2 separate regions of the Homo sapiens genome follow, and region 1 is linked to region 2. Evidence: chromatin loops called from intact Hi-C (ENCODE). Cell type or tissue: ascending aorta. All regions are shown on one strand. Links, peaks and the distances in the headings refer to the core of each region. The heading gives the core; the rest is flanking DNA. Region 1 overlaps MOB1B (MOB kinase activator 1B). Region 2 holds the start of MOB1B (MOB kinase activator 1B).

Region 1 (5,381 bases), core at 264-5,263, 56 kb after region 2:
GTATAAAGTTCTGGGAGGAGAATTGATCAAGAAAACATTGGAAGCCTAAAACGTCGGGGCAGAGTGGTTTGATTAGTAGATGACTCTGGGGGAGGTGAGGCTCGGACTTACCTGAGTGCAGACACAGCTGAGGTCCTTGTAGTTCTCATGTACTCTTGCCAGCCATTTTCAGAGCTGCTTGTCACATCTTCAGTTGCTGCAGCCATCTCAGCCGTGTGCTAATTAAAGGAAATATACTTAACACTTTGTCTGAAGATTTGCACCACATTAGTTATAGGAGACCTCTTTTCCTAATTAATCACACATAAATTAGTAAAATGTCTTTTTTGTAAAATATGTTTGTGAAGTATGTGTCCTTTTTTTTTTTTTTTTTTTTTTGGGAGACGATGTCTTGCTTTGTCATCCAGGCTGGAGTGCAATGGCGTGATCTCGGCTCACTGCAACCCCCGCCTCCTGGGTTCAAGCGATTCTCCTGCCTCAGCCTCCAGAGTAGCTGGGATTATAGGTGCGCACCACCATGCCCAGCTAATTTTTGTATTTTTAGTAGAGACAGGGTTTCACCATGTTGGCCAGACTGTTCTTGAACTCCCAACCTCAGGTGATCCACCTGCCTCAGCCTCCCAAAGTTCTGGGATTACAGGTGGGAGCCACTGCGCCCAGTGAAGTATGTGTCTTATGCAAAATTTTGATAAAGGGTTAGAAAGAGGAAAATGAAGTAAGTTTCAAGCTTGGTAGGCATATGTCTATTTATATTATTACCATTTATATTTATATAAATAAATTTTTAAATTTCATTTTATTTTTATTTTTTGGAGGCAGAGCCTCACTGTGTTGCCTAGGCTAGTCTCAAACTGCTGCCCTCTAGCAATGCTTCTGCCTCAGCTTTCCCAGTAGTTGGGACTACAGGCGTGTACTGCCATACCTAACATTTATATTTTTATAATTATATTTTAGAGATGCTGGGAGCAAATTTGGTGTTTATTACATTGTCTCATTAAACTGAAGAATTTCTGCACTCTAGTGTGGGCCTAGAGCTTGACTATATCTAATATTTGACCTTTGGATTTACACTTTTGCACTGGAAAGTCGCTGAGTTGTTCTAAGCAGAGATGTATCATAATCTAATGAGTGTTTTTATTTTTAAATTTTTTTCTTTTAGCTCCTGATTCTCTGGTTGAAAAAAAATTTTAAATATATTTTTTAGAGAGGGAGCCCCACTGTGTTGCCCAGATTTGTCTTGAACTCCTAGGTTCAGGCGATCCTCCCACCTCGGCCTCCCAAAGTGCTGGTATTACAGGGAAGAGCCACTGTGCTGGGTCAATTTTTTATTTTTATTTTTCTGGACAGGGTTTTGCTCTATCACCCAGGCTGGAAAGCAGTGGCGTGATCTTGGTTCACTGTAGCCTTGACTTCCTGGGCTCAAGTGATCTTCCCATCTCAGCCTCCTGAGTAGCTGGGGTTACAAGCATGCACCACCACACTTGGTTAAGTTTTGTATTTTTTGTAGAGACAGTTTCACCATGTTGCCCAGATTGGCCTGGGCTCAAGCAATCTGCCCGCCTCGACCTCCCAAAGTGCTGGGATTATAGGTGTGGGCCACTGTGCTCAGCCCTGTGATGAGTGTTTTTAAAGTGATCCTTTTGCTGTTGAGTAGAGATAGGAGAGGGTGTGTGTTATGAGGAACATCGGTTTAATTCTAATTAAACACCTATGGAGAGACCTACATTTAAATGAGAATGCTAGTACTTTAGAATGAAAAATACCTGTTACTTGAATTGTATATTCAGGTTGACTGATAGATTCTTACTTTATTTCAAGATCCTCAGTACTTTTTGACAGCTCCTCAGATGATTATAGTAATGCAGCCAGGGGTTGAGAACTACTGGTTTATCTTAGGGAAAGAGGGAGGGATTGGGGTTGGGGGTGTAAAGTTGAGAGGAGGTAGAGTGAAAAGCTTTGGAGAGTTTGGAAAGTGTAACCATTGTTTATGTGTTTTTTTTTTTTTTTTGGAATTCCACTTCCGTATTCATATGTTCAAATGCCTAGATGTTTTTGATGATGTGAATTTAATAACATTAAAGTTTTCCCACTTCTCGAGCTGAGATCGTGCCTCTGCACTCCAGCCTGGGTGACAGAGCGAGACTATGTCTCAAAAAAAAAAAAAAAAAAACAGAAAAAAAAAAGTTCCCACTTCTCCAGCCTCTTTTTTTCCAGTCTGTTCCTTTTCATGAGAAGTGAAGGAGAATAATGGACAGGGGTGACCCCTAATTTGATAAAAATTTGCTAGTATTAACAGAAGATTTAAAAATCGCTCGCTCTCTCTCTCTTTTTTTTTTTTTTTAAAGAGGCAGGCCTCATTCTGTTGCCCAGGCTGGAGTAGAGTGGCATGATCATTGCTCACTGCAGTCTTGAACTCTTTGGGCTTAAGCTATCCTTTGGCTTCAGCCTCCTTAGTCCCTAGCTGGGACTACGGGCTGCACCATCACACCTGGCTTAATTTTTAAACATTTTTTTAGAGATGGAGGGAGTCTCATGCATTGCCCAGGCTGGTCTCGAACTCCTGGCCTGATGCAATCCTCCTGCCTCTGGCCTCCCAAGTAGCTGGGATTACCAGTGTAAGTCACCACACTCAGCTCCCTGCCTTATTTTTTTTTTTTTTTTTTCAAGAGATGGGGGTCTTGCTATGTTGCCCAAGGGGGAGTGCTGTGTCTATTCACAGGTGTGATCATAGTGCACTACAACCTCAAGGGATCCTTCCACCTCAGCCTCTTGAGTAGCTGGAACTAGAGGTGCCCAGCTCTCTTAAAAACTATTAAAACCACCTTGAAGCCTAGTTTCAGTTGATCCATTAAAAAATATTTATGTGTATATATACACATACACATAGGCTGTGTGTGTTTGTGTCTGTGTCTCTGTGTGTGCTTAAGCATTCAGAAATTGGAGCAAACCAGCCACACGAATGTCTAGCTACTTAACTGCTTAACCAGAATTCTGGACTAAAATTGATTACTGATACTTCCTATAATTGGGTAGAAAAACATGTAGCTTTTCTTTTCTTTCTTTTTTTTTTTTTTGAGACGGAATCTCACTCTGCCGCCCAGGCTAGAGTGCAGTGGCACAATCTTGGGTCACCACAACCTCTGCCTCCCGAGTTCAAGCGATTCTCCTGCCTCAGCCTCCTGAGTGGCTGGGATTACAAGGACCCGCCACCATGCCTGGCTAATTTTTTTGCATTTTTAGTAGAGATGGGGTTTCGCCATGTTGACCAGGCTGGTCTCCAACTCCTGACCCTTGGGTAATCCGCCTACCTCTGCCTCAAAGTGCTGGGATTACAGGTGTGAGCCACTGTGCCTGGCTGAACATGTAGCTTTTTTTTCTTGTTCCAGGATTTTTATGTTTTATTGATATCAAATTGTATCTCTATATTTCTTTTAAGAAGGAAACAAATTTATTTTATTAGAATGAGAGACTTAGAATAGGAGTGAAAGGAATACAATAACTAAAACATCATGGAAGTACTTTTTTGTTTTTTCATTAATTTATTGAGAAGAGGTGTTAGTTACAGCTTAAAAATTTTTCTTTTTGTGAGTTAACTAGACACAGCAGAGAAAGTTTGTAGGAGTTTTGGATGGAGAGCACAGTAGTTACAGCAATTCTATTGCTGGGATTTAAGCCAATACAGTTTAGGTCTAATGCTTGGTGAATGACTCTATTGAATGTCATGCCTTAAATATTAAACCCTTTTTTTTTCTTTTCTATTCATAGTGGTAGTCGCTCTTCTAAAACTTTTAAACCAAAGAAGAACATTCCAGAGGGTTCTCACCAGTATGAGCTCTTAAAACACGCAGAAGCCACACTTGGCAGTGGCAACCTTCGGATGGCTGTCATGCTTCCTGAAGGGGAAGATCTCAATGAATGGGTTGCAGTTAACAGTAAGTAGCCTTTTTATTTCTCAGTAGCCTGTGAATTAGGGTAATAGCCTCATTGTTGGTGAGTGTTGGTGCTGTCCATTCTAGGATTTAGTTAGTAAGCTAATATCATAAAAGAGTGATATCTCAATCTAACTTTAACCTTCATGTTACTTTATTTACTTTATTATTATTACTTTTTGAGACAGGGTCTCACTCAGTCACCCAGGCTGGAAGGCTGGAGTACAGTGGCTCAGTTATGGCTGACTGCAGCCTTGAACTCCTGGGCTCAAGCAGTCCTCCCACCCTCAGCCTCTAGCGTAGCTGGGACTGTAGGCACATACCACCCTGCCTGGCTCATTTACAAACATGTTTTAGTAGAGATGGAGTTCTCACTATGTTGTCCAGGATTGTCTTGAACTCCTGACCTCAAGTGATCCTTCTATCTCAGCCTTTCACGGTGCTAGGATTACAGGCACTAGTCACCACATCCAGTCCTTGTTATTTTATTTCTGAATATGGAATTTTATGAAATCTTGTTTCCTATTTTAATACAAAGCATAGATTTACTATCTTCATTATAATAATTTTTCATGTGTCAAACACTGTATAGACATACCACTCTCCTTTCTACGTGGATGATTTTATTTTATCTTTATAACCTTATGATGTAGGTATGATTATTATTTCGGTTTAATAGATTAAGTTGAGACAATTAGTAACTTGCCTAGGTCATATAGCTATTAAATGGAAGAACCTGGGATCAAATATACAGCTATAGAATTTCAGAGTCTATAGAGTCAACCACTATACTAAATTGCCTTTCTCAGTGGCATACTCAGTTATTTGTCTAATTGTGCTTTTTTTATTTTTATTTTTATTTTGAGATCGACTCTTGCTCTGTCGCCCAGGCTGGAGTACCAGTGACATGATCTCGGCTCACTCCAACCTCTGCCTCCTGGGTTCAAGCGATTCTTCTGCCTCAGCCTCCTGAGTAGCTGGGATTATAGGCACGCACCACCATGTCCGGCTAATTTTTGTATTTTTAGTAGAGATGGGATTTCACCATGTTGGTCAGGCTGGTCTCGAACTCCTGACCTTGTGATCCACCCACTTCAGCTTCCCAAAGGGCTGGGATTACAGGTGTGAGCTACCACGCCCGGCCAGTTGTGCTTATTTTTTAAAAAAAGATATCAAGTAGTCATCTTATGAAATTAGTAAAATATATTTATGAGATGTTCTTAACTCCTACAGAGAATAACGTATGAATAGTAATTATATTCTTGGGAATTAAGCCAGAGAAAGTTGAGGAATAAAAGCTTCAGCGTTTTTCAACATTAGTGAAAAAAATAGTAATAATAGAATTTTATAATTAAAGGAAATTTATTTGAATTTAGTAAAAATAAAATGAAATTTCATTGAAAGCATACACAAAATGTCTAGGCTTTAAGGAAATGCAAAACAGTATTTTTC
Region 2 (5,381 bases), core at 143-5,142:
GATCTCGGCCTCCCAAAGTGCTGGGATTATAGGTGTGAGCCATGGCATCAGGCCTCAAATGAATATATATACATATACATACACACACACACACATTTCCCTCTTTTTTTTTAATTTTACTTTAAGTTCTGGGATACATGTGCAGAAAGTGCAGGTTTGTTACACAGGTATACATGTGCCATGGTGGTTTGCTGTACCTATCAACCCCCATGGTGGTTTGCTGCACCTATCAACCTGTCATCTAAGTTTTAAGCCCCACATGCATTAGATGTTTGTCCTAATGCTTTCCTTCCCCTTGCCCCCCACCCCCCGACAGGCCCTGATGTGTGATGTTCCCCTCCCTGCGTCCATGTGTTCTCATTGTTCAACTCCCACTTGTGAGTGAGAACATGTGGTGTTTGCTTTCTGTTCCTGTGTTAGTTTGCTAAGAATTATGGTTTCCAGCTTCATCCATGTCCCTGCAAAGGACATGAACTAATTCTTTTTTATGGTTGCATAGTATTCCATGGTGTATATGTGCCACATTTTCTTTATCCAGTCTCTCGTTGATGGGCATTTGGGTTGGTTCCAAGTCTTCGCTACGGTAAATAGTGCTGCAATAAACAAACATGTGCATGTGTCTTTATTCAAATGAATATTTAAAGAGCATATGCCCACTCATGTTCTGTTCTATTCTGTACATGTTACAGTATAATTTCAATTCTTTGAAAAGTTGGATAGAACAAAAATTTTAATAATCTTGCTTCATAAACAAAAGGTTATTAGATTTTGGTCAGAAGAGATGATAATTATAAATATCTATTTGAATATAAACTCTCTTTGATTCTGAAATTCCCAATGTTTTTGATATGCTGAATAATTTTATATGACAGACATCATTTGATTTAAAGTCTAACCTGGAATCATATTGTATATTATTAACCTGACACCTCCCTCACATTTAGGACCAGTATATTTACGTTTTATTGGATGTTAATTCCAGGCAACTCTCCTAGTGGTATGATAAAGAAATACTCAGAAGGTATTTTTGCAGATTCTTTCCTCTGCCAGTTTTCCCTTATTCAGTGTCACAGGATACATCTAAATTATGTCAGACCAAAACTAAGGCTACCTAAGCCAAATCAGGGAGCAGTTTGGAAATGTGTGCCAGTCATTTGAAGGATGCCCCTGGCAGGAGAGAACTTTAGAACTGGAAGATATTTTAGAGATCATGTAATGATAGAAGGCTCCCATTTTAAATGGGCTAAAACTGAGGCTATGACAGGTCAACTCACTCTTTCCAAAGATAATCAGTAATCTGGTAATGCAAGTCTTACTTTCAGAAGACCCTTACAAGAATCATACAGGGCTGGGCGTGGTGGCTCACGCCTGTAATTCCAGCATATTGGGAGGCCAAGGCAGGCAGATCACGAGGTCAGGAGTTTGAGACCAGCCTGGCCAACATAGTAAAACCCCGTCTCTACTAAAAATTCAAAAATTAGCCAGGTGTGGTGGCACAGGCCTGTAATCCCAGCTACTTAGGAGGCTGAGGCAGAATTGTTTGAACCCAGGAGGCAGAAGTTGCAGTGAGCCTAGTCCAGAAGTTGCACCACTGGACTCCAGCCTGGGTGACAGAGTGAGACTCCGTCTCAAAAAAAAAAAAAAAAAAAAGAATTATACAGTAAGTCAGTACCATATCAATATTTGGAGCACAGGGTTTTATACCATAAATCTATTATTTTCATTCAGATAAATCCTCCTCTTTCTTCTTTTTGGGGAATCTTTTAAAAAATTTTTAATTTAATTTGAAGTTCCAGGATACATGTGCAGGACGTGCAGGTTTGTTACATAGGTAAACGTGTGTGCCATGGTGGTGTGCTGAACCTATCAACTTATCACCTAGGTATTAAGCTCTGCATGCATTAGCTATTTATCCTGATCTGGTAATCTTTTGAGTCTGTAAGTTTTCTCATTCCAGTAACCTCTGCTGTTCCTGAGATAGTGCAAGATTCTAGTATTTTCTTCTATTAAAAAATTTTTTTTTTGAGACGGAGTCTAACTCTGTCACCCAGGCTGGAGTGTAGTGGCATGATCTTGGCTCACTGCAACCTCTGCTTCCTGGGTTGGAGCAATTCTCCTGCCTCAGCCTCCCGAGTAGCTGGGATTACAAGTGTGTGCCACCATGCCCGGCTAATTTTTGTATTTTTAGTAGAGACGGGGTTTGGCCATGGTCTTGAACTTTGGCTGGTCTTGAACTCCTGACCTCAGGTGATCCACCCACCTCGGCCTCCCAGAGTGCTGGGATTACAGGCATGAGCCACTGCGCCCGGCCTAAAACGTTTTTTTTTTTTTTTTTTTTTTTTTTTTTTTTTTTTTTTACCACTTTACCAACGTGCCAAATAATAGTGCATATATGCAGTATAATACATTTCATATCTGCACCTACTTCAAAGTGTATTCTGCCCTTTGGGATAAGCCAAAGGTGAGCTAATATCTGCACATGATTTGTTTTGCTCAGATTCTCTTTGAAAACTTGTAGATTTGATGGGTGTTGTGAGTAAAGAAGACGGACATCTCTTCGATACCCGTATTTCCCTCCTAAATTGGTAATGCTGTGGTGACATATTCAAGGTATGTGAAGGATTCTTAAACAGAATATAAAGGCTTGCCCTGGGCCCCATAACCCTGTGAGAATAAAAGTCCCTTTGTAAGTGGGTCTGAATAGCTTCTAGCTTCTAGGATGTTCTGTGCATTAGAATGCTTACAAGCTTTGGCCCCCTAAGTGGTTACACCGATGACCACCCTATCATGCTGGGTTCCGTGGTGAACTGAGAGATGCCATTACCTTTCACCGCCCTTGGCCGGACACTCACGGTGGGCCTAACTCCGGTGGTAATTCCATCCCTCACTGCGGGACCTTGACATCCCCGAGCTGAAGCCCACTTCCTCCCTGACCTCTGGAGCCCAGCTGAGCGGCTCCGAGAGCTCTGCCATGACTCCTAACCGGGTGGACAGGGGGGCCGGGCAGCCGCGGCGCACACGCTGGGCGTCGTCCCTAGCAGCAGAGGAGACCAGAAGGTGAGAGTCCCCATGCCGCAGCCGGAGGGCCGGGGTGGGCTTGCACCGCTATCGCGAGAGCTCGTGAGGTGGGGGCGGCGGGGAGCTGGGGAGGGGCTCGCGGAGAGCCTGCCCCGCCTCCCTTTCCTTCCCCTCCCCTGGAGTGATTCAAGACGAGCGCTACCCACTTCCGCCCCCTCCCCCTGCCATTGGAACTAGCTGAGCCGAACTAGTTGCGGCCACCGAGCAGCCGGCTCTCGGCACCTCCTCCTCCGCCTCCCTGTCTCCTGTTCCATTCGCCTTTCCTCTTCTTTCCTGGCCCACGCCGCTCCGAGGCCTCGCGACCGCCGAGCCTGCAGCCTGCCCCGCGGCCAACATGAGCTTCTTGTTGTGAGTAGCCAGGCCCCGCACGCGCCGGCTTTGTTCGGGTGGACCTGGGCCCCCGCCCGCCGCCCGCCGCCCGTCGCCCGCCCTCGTCCCGACCCTCCTGGCCCAGCGCTCCCGGGGCCCGGCGTCACCACCAAGCGGGGCCCCGGGACTGCGCGGAGCGCTCGGACTACCTAACCGCCGCCTCCCCATAGGGCTTCGAGTACTCGTGGGCTCCTGCAGCCCTGAGGAGGTTCTTCCCCCCCGGCACACCCCGGGGCCAGCGCCTGGATTCCTTCATCACCCCCGTCTCTGCCTTCGCTCGCATTCCCGGGCTTGTTTGTGCGCTTCTCGTGGGTATCTCCCACTCGCCTGCACAATCCGTATCCAAGCGGTGCTCGGTTGAATGGCTCCGTCGCGGCTGCCCATTGCTCTTTTCTGGGTCCCAAGCACAGAAGATAAGACTGTCGTACTTTCCCCTGTCATCCCAGGACCCTTTTAACTTCCTCTCTCGTCTTAGGGCTGGGAAGTTGGGATGACAAGTTCTGTAGATGTAACACTGAAACAAGGCTACTTGCGGGTCGGGATCCCTTGGACACAGACGGGGGTCCCTGAGAAAGGGGTCTGGAGCCGCCCCCTTGCTTCCTAGAGGCGCCCTTCCTCCCAGAGGACTTCCCTGAAGAGGATGAGTTTTATCTTTTTAGACAACCAGCAAATAGGTTTTGGATAGTGTGCCCTGCCTAGGTTGATTAGGTCCACTGGGGAGTTGTTTTGAAAATCATTTGTAAATGCCAACTTTGGCGTCATGTTTAGTGCTGGTCATTATTTCACTTACTTATCGTTTGTTCCAGACGAGTGGAGGGGAACGTGGAGGGGGAAGGGCAGAAGGATGGGATGGCCAGATGTGGATATGGAGGCAGTAGATAAGCCTCAGGTCCTCTGAAAACAGGGGTTACAGCCTGAGGAATAACTCCTTTGAAGGCTTCGTTGTGATGCACTCATTCCATGTTTAGTCTGTGTTTAGAAAACTAATAAAAAACTTAGAAGTTGAAACTCACCCATATACTGTTTTACTGTTGTGGAGAAATTAGCATTTAAAGGATATTTTCTTAAGATTTCTCTTCTTTCCTTGCCTAATAATTTTTAGTCATTACATTGACGTCTGAATACTGAGAATTTAATTCACTCTTATTTTCACATGCTCACATCTAGAATTTTTTTTTTTAGGGTGTTTAAGCAAAACTGAACAAGGCTGACCTAGGGGCAGACTTGATATTTCCAATATGCATAGGGGACCTGGCTTGTGTCAACTTGCCTAAAACCTTTAAACGGAAAGGGATTTCTTAGGCTCCTCCTAGAAGTTGATTCTGAGTTTGTCGGATTGGCATAGGGCTAGATGACAGGACTGGGTGATTTTATAAAAAAGTCCTTGTTTCTTATTTTAGTTCTTTTTTTTTTTTTTTTTTTTTTTTGAGACGGAGTCTCCGCTCTGTCACCAGGCTGGAGTGTGTAGTGGCGTGATCTCGGCTCACTGCAACCTCTGCCTCCCGGGTTCAAGCGATTCTCCTGCCTCAGCCTCCTGAGTAGCTGGGACTACAGGCCCGCGCCACCACGCCTGGCTAATTTTTGTATTTTTAATAGAGATGGGGGTTTCACCATGTTGGCCAGGCTGGTCTCGAACTCCTGATTTCAAGTGATCTGCCTGCCTTGATCTCCCAAAGTGCTGGGATTACAGACGTGAGCCCACCGTGCCTGGGCAGTTTCTTGTTTTAGTTCTAATCACCATATTCAGGTATCTCAACTTGAAGCTTCTCATCTTGAGCTTAATTTTACATTGCTAATGTTTGATTGTTTTCAAGAATTTAGAAGCTGTATTCAAAATAGCACTGTAGATGATATCCATGACTACTGCTGATGGGCTTGTGTCTAGTAAGCTAAATTGGTTAAAGCAAGGCCAGTCGCGGTGGCTCATGCCTGTA

Evidence for each region. Hi-C counts contacts between places; a loop is a spot of excess contacts. Peaks named below come from ENCODE experiments on the same cell type or tissue, not always from the same donor. Only the 100,000 strongest peaks of a DNase experiment are listed, where the experiment ranks them.
Region 1: it touches region 2 in a loop (2.7-fold over the local background); 5 of 110 quality-filtered maps call a loop at or near these places.

Annotation. Positions count from the first base shown.
Region 1 is chr4:70,955,109-70,960,489 of GRCh38, forward strand. It overlaps MOB1B (MOB kinase activator 1B), which reads left to right. Exons shown (of 6, transcript NM_173468.4): 2 at 3,766-3,932. Among named protein-coding and RNA genes, the nearest start is that of DCK, 36 kb to the right of the region's middle. In ascending aorta, for the core only: no CTCF peak of the experiment used is centred there; no DNase peak of the experiment used is centred there.
Region 2 is chr4:70,899,125-70,904,505 of GRCh38, forward strand. It overlaps MOB1B (MOB kinase activator 1B), which reads left to right and starts at 3,245. Exons shown (of 6, transcript NM_173468.4): 1 at 3,245-3,426. The coding sequence starts at 3,413. LOC124900711 (a long non-coding RNA gene) reads right to left here and starts at 3,107. Exons shown (of 2, transcript XR_007058132.1): 1 at 2,825-3,107; 2 at 96-593. RefSeq lists silencers at 3,065-3,214, 3,525-3,574. In ascending aorta, for the core only: a CTCF peak has its summit at 3,265; DNase peaks (open chromatin) are centred at 3,207 and 3,737; H3K4me3 peaks cover 3,036 bases; H3K27ac peaks cover 1,655 bases.